Regions from separate parts of the Homo sapiens genome. Here region 1 is linked to region 2. Evidence: chromatin contacts called from ENCODE Hi-C or POLR2A ChIA-PET data. All regions are on one chromosome and are shown on one strand. The core of a region is the stretch at or near the end of the contact, and the rest is flanking DNA. Distances in the headings are between cores, read along the strand shown. Region 1 overlaps LINC-PINT (long intergenic non-protein coding RNA, p53 induced transcript). Region 2 overlaps LINC-PINT (long intergenic non-protein coding RNA, p53 induced transcript).

Region 1 (4,180 bases), core at 416-2,915, 130 kb after region 2:
AGGACACCTATCTAGGACCATAACACCACCCTATGTAAAACTACCAGTGCTAAGATTCTGTCATTCTGGTTCTTTTCAGATAGTAATTATTTCTAAAACTGTTGAAAATGAGGGCTGGGCATGGTGGCTCACGCCTGTAATCCCAGCACTTTGGGAGGCCAAGGCGGGCGGATCACCTGAGTTCAGGAGTTCGAGACCAGCCTGACTAACGTGGAGAAACCCTGTCTCTACTAAAAGTACAAAATTAGCCGGGCGTGGTGACGCGTGCCTATAATCCCAGCTACTCGGGAGGCTTAGGAAGGAGAATCGCTTGAACCCAGGAAGCAGAGGTTGCAGCGAGCTGAGATGGCGCCACTGCACTCCAGCCTGGGCAATAAGAGCGAATCTCCATCTCAAAAAAAAAGAAAGTGAGTCTCACATAACTAGCAGAACTTTCCTCTTTCACTGGCACATGAAAAAAAAAAAGCCACCTTTTTCATTAAAATGTTAAAATGGAATTTAATGAAAAGTCTGTGTTAAAGTCTGGGAGTGGTAGTGTTTCACAGAGGAAGAAAAATGTTTCTCATATCCTTCAGGTCACCTGAGTAGAAACCTATATAAAAAGGGTGAGTGTGAAGAGTTAAGAGGAAAACCTTTAGCAAACTGAGGTTGTTTCTACTTGCTAAAAGGGTCTCTCATTTCTATTCATGAATGGCCTTTCTACGCTTTCTCCTGAGCCACAGAAGAGGACATTTCAGCACAATCTAAGGTAGACTGAAACAAGTAAAACATCTGGATAAACTCCCCCATGAACACTGAAAAAAGAAACATGACTAATAAGCTCTCTTCTCCACATGCTGGAGATTCTACTGATGGTAACACATTCAGATACAAACACGTGAACCAATAATAACCAACCTCACTGCTAAAGCAGTCACTTGAAGCGATAACCTCACTTCTGCTTTCCCAAATAGGTGAGTATAAAATATATACATATATATATGAACATTCCCTTCCAAGACAGAGCATTAAAAAGATAAAGCAACACACACACATACACACACACACGCACACACACACCCCCCTTAATAACAGTGTGTGTCCTTTAATTAAATGTTGGCCTTTTTAATTTACTTATTTTAAGTTGTTGTTTCTGTGATCTCAATCTGACAAGGATTGCATTTGAGGATTAAAATTGCCGAGCACATACCTTTTTAGTTCCTCATCTTTTAATTACTACATAAGTGGTTGCCTAGGAAACCTCCAGACCGAATGATGAAACTCAAATGAATTCTCCTTTCTAAGCTTGCAGGTTTGACTCACTACCTTTGCTCCCCAAAAACTAAGTCCTCCGGAATTATTAAAGCCAGATATTTTTGCAACCTGGATGACATGCGAAAAAAAACATAAGAGGTGAATAATTATTTATTCTGAATACAGGTTTCTTAGGGAAATAAAAGTTAAAAAGGCCAAGTCCCTACTCACAGCAAATTCAGAAGAGAAATGCATGTCTTCAAATATACCCATACTATCTGTTACCAGGTAATTGTGGAGTGTTATTTTATGGCAGTATGTTAACATGGTAGTGATTAAACATTATAATGAAAGACAATAGAGAAGAACCTGGGAAAGCAGACCATGGAGACACCAAAGCAAAATAATGTCAGAGGGGGTGCAACCCCCCAATCACTGCAGAAATCACCCCTAGCTCCGCCCCCAGCTCCGCCCCCAGCTCTGGTTCCCTGTCCTTTCTTACAATCTGGCTCTACCTCTGCCCAGAATGACATGACATCATCACTGAACAGTGGCAAGAAAACATAGATCTATTTTGCTGTATGCCAAGTAAACAGGGCTGATCACCATACACAAATATGTATGCAACTTAGCATAAACGCATCTCAGAAGATTCTGTTTTAACCACAGCAGATGCACTGAAGTAGGCTCATCTGGCGGCCCTCGGAGGAAGGACCGAGTGTTGCATAATTCCAGCAAATGAGAGCAGAAATACTGAGAACAGCCAGAACACCCAGGCCAGATGGTACTGTGGTTCTGAAGCAGTGCCTGAGGCTAGAGACGTGAGCAGGCCCGGGAAAGACAGAGATGGGGCAAGTGGGCTCAGTGGCTGGAGGCAGAGTACACTCAGCAGAAGGCCTTTGACTACTTTCTCTCAGCCCTGATCTCAAAGTCTGGCTGCTTCCTCTAACATCCTTGCATCATGATCTTACCATCATTTACTTTAAATTTAAAAATTTTGAACCAACTCTTCTGGAGGAAAAGCAACAACCAATTTCCACCTCCATCCCCCCAGCTATGCTTCTGCCTCGGGGTAGAGGAGTTTGAGTAGGAGAGGAAAAGACAGATCAGAACTCAAGGCTCTCAGGCTGGGCACGGTGTGGCTCTTGCCTGTATTCCCAGCACTTTGAGAGGCCAAGGCAGGTGGATCACTTGAGGTCAGGACTTTGAGACCAGCCTGGCTAACATGGTGAAATACTGTCTCTACTAAAAATACAAAAATTAGCTGGGCATGGTGGGATGCGCCTGTAATCCCAGCTATTTGGGAGGCTGAGGCAGGAGAATTGCTTGAACCCAGGAGGCGGAGGTTGCAGTGAGCCGAGATTGTGCCACTGCACTCAATCAAGCCTAGGCAACAGAGCAAGACTCCATCTCAAAAAAAAGACAAAAAACAAAAAACAAAAAAACTCAAAGCCCTCATCATTTCTCCCCAGGATAACTAAACTTTTCTGCCAACTACTATTCCCACTGCTCCAACCTCACACTGCAGCTAATCCACTCCCTACAAGGATGGTCGAGATTTTCCTCCACTTAAATGAATTCCCTCCCTGGCTTCCACACTGCCCTCAGGATGAAAACCCAAGTTCCTCTCAGCTTAGTTTAGAAAGCTCTTCACCAGGTAGGTCCTTGAAAAACTTGATTGCATTCCACTGTAATCTCAAAATTGTCAAAGAAAAACTGTTCCGTACCTGGTCTGGAATAGAACCAAGTGGTCTGCTAGAAAATTCACAGTATCCTACTAGGAAGAAATGAACAGCATTCCAGGGAAAAAAAAAAAAAAAAGCTTGCTTTTTTTCTAATGCAATTTCCTAAATGAACTTTAAGGAAATTAAGACTTGCTCTGGGCAACTCATTACCATCTACCCGGCTGACTGTCAACTATCAGAGTGTAGAGGTTTTTAACCAGACATTCGTTTCAATGATGATATTTAATCACTTTCTTCCCTTAATGTCCCTACCAAGAGCGAATCATTGAATGTGCCTACTGCAGGACTCTCTCCTTGCATTGCAAAGCTAAAACAAACTGTTGGCACATGCTCAAAATTAAACTGTCCGAAAAGTTTTAACAAATGCTACCTAACCTAAAGCAGGTCCTTTTACCCTGCAGTCCCCAGGACACTTTTTGGTCTCTGGCCTCCTTGGGCCTTCCAATACTCAGCAACCTCCTCCAGGTAGCACCCACCAGGGCTGACACTTTCCCTCACTCTCTGCCCCAACCCCCCAATGGCAACTCCCATCTTCTCTGGTTAACCTCTATTCATCTCCAAAGTCCATGTCAATCATAGGTCAAATGTTAGTTCCTCCAGGAGAACTTGCCAAGAGGCTGGACCCAAGTCCTTCCAGATGCTTCAGTATCAGAGCTGTTACTGTACTGCACTGCATTTATCTCACCAGAGTGGAAGCTCACTGAGGACAGCACAGGGCCTTTTTATTTCTGTATTCCCCACCCTATCACAGAGCCTGGCTCAAAATGAGCACATCCTAAATGTTTGTTGAATGCATGAAATGCCAACAGCCAAGTGCAGGAGTCAACCTTCCAGGCGAAGGTGTTCCATTTCCTTGTGTAATTCACCTTTAGGTGCTCTGTGTTTGCACCAAGCCAAAAATCAGATGGGATAACCTGATGTTAAGGCTGTTGTTTCTACATCTTAGTGTTAAGGAGGGAGACAAAGCTGGGGAAAATGTACTGAAAGGGGTCATCACTGTGCAGTCTAGTAACCAACCCTAAAATGCAGCCTCCCTGCGGACCGAGGTGGAACTAGTCTGCCAGGCAGCCCCGGCAGCACTCTCCTGAGGACCTGGCGCAGAGCGGGTAGTCCTGGAGTGACTCAACCCGCTGAAAAGCATGGACAAGCCCGCCCGTCTGAGAGGAAGAAATGTTTAAATATAAAATTTCCTAAAATGTTTA
Region 2 (4,022 bases), core at 1,305-3,804:
ATTAATCTTTTTAGTGTGGTCACCAGAACTGGCTTTTTTGCAGCCTCTAATCCAAAAGCAGGTTAATTCTCCTGCCCCACACAGGTTATAAAGTTAAGAAAATGTGGCACATATACACCATGGAATACTATGCAGCCATAAAAAATGATGAGTTCATGTCCTTTGTAGGGACATGGATGAAATTGGAAACCATCATTCTCAGCAAACTATCGCAAGAACAAAAAACCAAACACCGCATATTCTCACTCATAGGTGGGAATTGAACAATGAGATCACATGGACACAGGAAGGGGAATATCACACTCTGGGGACTGTGGTGGGGTCGGGGGAGGGGGGAGGGATAGCATTGGGAGATATACCTAATGCTAGATGACACGTTAGTGGGTGCAGCGCACCAGCATGGCACATGTATACATATGTAACTAACCTGCACAATGTGCACATGTACCCTAAAACTTAGAGTATAATAAAAAAAAAACATTAAATAAAAAAAAATAAAAAAAAAAAGAGTGAAAAAGTTGGGTCAAAAGATGAATCTGTTGTACATGTTGGTATATGTCACTGAATTGTCCTCTGGAAATGTGCCAAATCAATAAACTCATAAATGTCTTCTGAAAAAAAAAAAAAAAAAAAAAAAAAAAAAAGGAATAAAGCTTCCCCGCCCAGCCTTTAAAGTCCTTTTCCCCTAAACAATACTCCAAAATCAATGAATCTAGAGATTCTTTGCACCGGAGTGGTTTCCAAATCAATTGACCTCTAAGCTCCAAATGCATTTTGATTCTGCTTCTATTGATCTGAAATAATAAAGGCTATGGAATTGGGATATGGTTCTGGTTTCTAGTGGAGTTTACCTGAAAAACTAGGATACCTTTGACCATCCATATTTCTAGGAAGCCCTCTGACTATCCATATTTCTAGGAAACCCTTTGACCATCCATATGTGGCTACTTTTTTATACATACAGTACTCATGCAAAATAAACAGAAAAATAAAAGAGTAAATCCCAACTTCCAGGTGACAGTTTACAGCATATCTGGCAACTACGTGGTAGAGTTTAGTGGGCCTGCCAGAGTCCTTGTGTATGCCCCAGACATAGGCATACACACACAGAGCTCAAGAAAGCTGCTCAAGAAAATGACAGTCTTTTTTTTCTTTTTCTTTTTCTTTTGGGGGGAACTTTCACTGGTATAGAACTAACTGGGCACATAATGGGTAAGGACAAACACTGAAACTTTTTTTTTTTAAGTTAAAAAATTCCAGCTGGGCATGGGGTGGCTCATGCCTGTAATCCCAGCACTTTGGGAGGCTGAGGTGGGTGGATCACCTGAGGCCAGGGGTTCAACACCGGCTTGGCCAACATGGCAAAACCCCATCTCTACTAAAAATACAGAAATTAGCCAGGCGTGGTGGTGGGCACCTGTAATCCCAGCTACTTGGGAGGCTGAGGCAGGAGAATTGTTTGAACCCGGGAGGTGGAGGTTGTAGTGAGCTGAGATCATGCCACTGCACTCCAGCCTGGGCGCCAGAGCGAGACTCTGTCTCCAGAAAAAAAAAAAAAAAAAGTTAAAAATTCCATGTTCAGAAAGCAAGAGACACGGTGTTATTTTCTCCAATTCTGAAAGCTCCCAGTGGTGACAGCATCGTTAGCCATGTGTAACATGTGCATCCAGGCAACTGACTGTCACCAGACTTCTCCATGGCCTTACTCAAACTGAGTAAGCTGGTAGTATTTCCTAAGAGTTGTCACTCAGTTGTGAAAACAGAGAGCTTTTTGTTTTTTGGAAAATCCTGATCAGCCGAAATGACTGGGTGGTCAGCCTTGCCCATCTTTTGGCTACTTAGATAAAGGCTTCTTTTCCCAGGCAAGGAGAGAGATGATGGTTAACTTGCTTTTTAGACTGAGGTCATTGCTATTCGCTGGTGTAATGAATAAGCTAGACGTTTAAAAACAAAACAAAACAAAACAAAAAACCTCCTTTCAAAAGCAACCACATTTTTCTCTTCTCTGGAAATGAACAGAACGCGTCATGAACAGAACACGTCATAATTTTTTAAACATCCATCAGTGCCCATGAAAAAAATTTTTAAAAATAATCTGAATCTCACTTGTTTATTGCCTACAATATCAATCAATGGCTTAGGTATCTCTCCGTGTTCTATTACTTCTCACCGCTCTTAATTCATGAGGTCAAACAGAATCTTAAAACATCATTAAAAAATTTCCTCCCTTTCCATGTCTCAAGGTATCTGTAAATGGACAATTTGGGTGTGCTGAAATCAAATGACTGACCAAGGCCCATAACTGTGATCACAGGTAAAATGTTTTTCTGCTTTGCCAAAAATCCGAGTTTCCTTTGCTCTCTCTGTCAAGCTGAAAGAGCCCTCCCAGACCGAGGGGCCAGGTGGAGAGGCCACTCACACCCGCCCTGTGCCGGTCTACCTTGGATGGCCTCACCAGGGCACGGTTCCCGGGGTGGTGACTCAGCTCTGGAGGACCACCTGCTGCGTGGGGGTTGCTGCCTAGCAGGTCACTGCCAGTCACGAGGGCAGAGAGACCCAAAGGATCAGAGAACAGCTCTGAGCAGGTCAAGGGCAGTGCCAGAAGGAAAGCCTTTGTTTACAGAGGGAAAGATCCTGCACCTTGAAGTGAGGCATTAAAGAGTAGAGGGGCTTTGCACCTGCATCCTAAGCCTCTTGGTTCACCACTAAGCCGCAAAGCCACAGGGAGGAAACCACTGGGAATACCATCACAGAAAATGAAGGTAGGGCCACAGGGCACCTCCCACTCTCAAAGGGAAAAGACGGCCCTGGATCATCTTTCTAAAACACCACTTTGATGAAGTCGCCATGGTTTTCTAAAGTAATAAATGGCAGCCACTACCTGCAAGATAACAGAGTGCATTTGAAACCTTTCCACCACCTAAGTCCAACCCACCTTCAGGGCATTCGCTCTACTTCCTTAGATAAAGCCTCTGCTGGGGTTAAGATGTTCTGTCTCCGCTGCCCCCACTCTGCAGGCTTTCTCCTCCCGCTGGCTGGTGCAGAGAATGGGGGAGCCATTAGGAGCCACAGACACTGAGCTATTCTACATGGAATTCTTTTTATTGTTTGATCTATTTCACATGTACAAAGCTTTGACCTTCCAGTTCTAAGAATTCCTACTTAGAACTGGTAGGTTCTAAGAACTCCTACTTAGAACTGGTAGGTTCTAAGAACCTCCCTGGACCGATTCTGGCACATGTCTCTTCTGAACTCACAGAGCTTGTGCCTTAACAATTTAGAGTCAACTGACTTTGCTGTCCTCTCTAATGTGTTAAGTTTCAGTCCGTGACAAACATTGACAAGACGTGTACCTCATCAAGCACTGTAAAGGGAAAGGACATGACCCCTGCGGCAGAGGTCCACAGTCACACAGATGACAGAAATGTGCCCGATGCCTTCCAATGTATGTCACAAACGCGTATTTGACAAGGGAGAGCAGAGACTCTGCAGGTGGTGAGTTTTGCCTGCAGCGCCACAGAAGTCTTCATTGGGGAGCTCCAGGCTGGATTTTAAAGGAAAAGCCGAATTTTAAAGGAAGAACAGGTTAAACACCGAAGGAAAATGGGGAGGAGTGAATGTTTCAAGGAACACGTATACCAAACAACAGAGTGCATTCTCTCCAGCTCTGCAGCTCGGGGTTCCAGGGTCGGGGGTCCCACAAGGTGGGAAGGAGAAGCAGGCCTTATCACGAAGGGCTTTGTAGGACAGGCCGAGTGTGTACGACGTTTGAGGTGGAATGACAGGGCTACGCCCTGTGGAAGGGGCCGACTGTAGGACTGCTCGGAATTGGGAGTTTGACAGGAGAGAGGCACTTTCACAGACATTATCTGGTTTGATCACCACCCCTTCTTGAGCCATATATTTGGCGATTAATTGTGCACTTGTGACATGTTCCTTTCTGCTGTCTGTTCCTTAATGCCCCCTGCTTTTTTGTCTTGTCCCCAGCTGGGCTATCTGTTCCTGGCGGCCACAGAACAATA

The links. A loop is a pair of places that touch in the nucleus more often than their neighbours do. ChIA-PET counts read pairs that join two places held with the same protein, here RNA polymerase II (POLR2A). Pooled maps may share reads with other maps.
Region 1: a map of natural killer cell shows a loop between it and region 2 (4-fold over the local background). The contact joins two enhancer-like sites. A Hi-C loop is called at or near these places in 24 of 168 maps with a recorded cell type or tissue (GM12878, GM13976, Right ventricle myocardium superior and 17 more) and 6 of 50 pooled maps. POLR2A ChIA-PET finds 5 or more read pairs at or near these places in 15 of 52 experiments (A673, BJ, Caco-2 and 12 more).

What each region holds. Positions count from the first base shown.
Region 1 is chr7:131,025,651-131,029,830 of GRCh38, forward strand. The region is part of intron 3 of LINC-PINT (long intergenic non-protein coding RNA, p53 induced transcript); the gene reads right to left. Among named protein-coding and RNA genes, the nearest start is that of LINC-PINT, 82 kb to the right of the region's middle. RefSeq lists an enhancer at 1,790-1,929. Within about 2 kb of position 1,666, at least 21 of the 41 ENCODE cell types and tissues checked have a DNase peak (open chromatin) inside an H3K27ac peak, as active enhancers do; they include dorsolateral prefrontal cortex, gastrocnemius medialis, left lung and 2 more, where a contact is called at or near this core.
Region 2 is chr7:130,891,842-130,895,863 of GRCh38, forward strand. All of the region lies in intron 6 of LINC-PINT (long intergenic non-protein coding RNA, p53 induced transcript), which reads right to left. Among named protein-coding and RNA genes, the nearest start is that of MIR29B1, 16 kb to the left of the region's middle. Within about 2 kb of position 2,555, at least 31 of the 41 ENCODE cell types and tissues checked have a DNase peak (open chromatin) inside an H3K27ac peak, as active enhancers do; they include dorsolateral prefrontal cortex, gastrocnemius medialis, left lung and 2 more, where a contact is called at or near this core.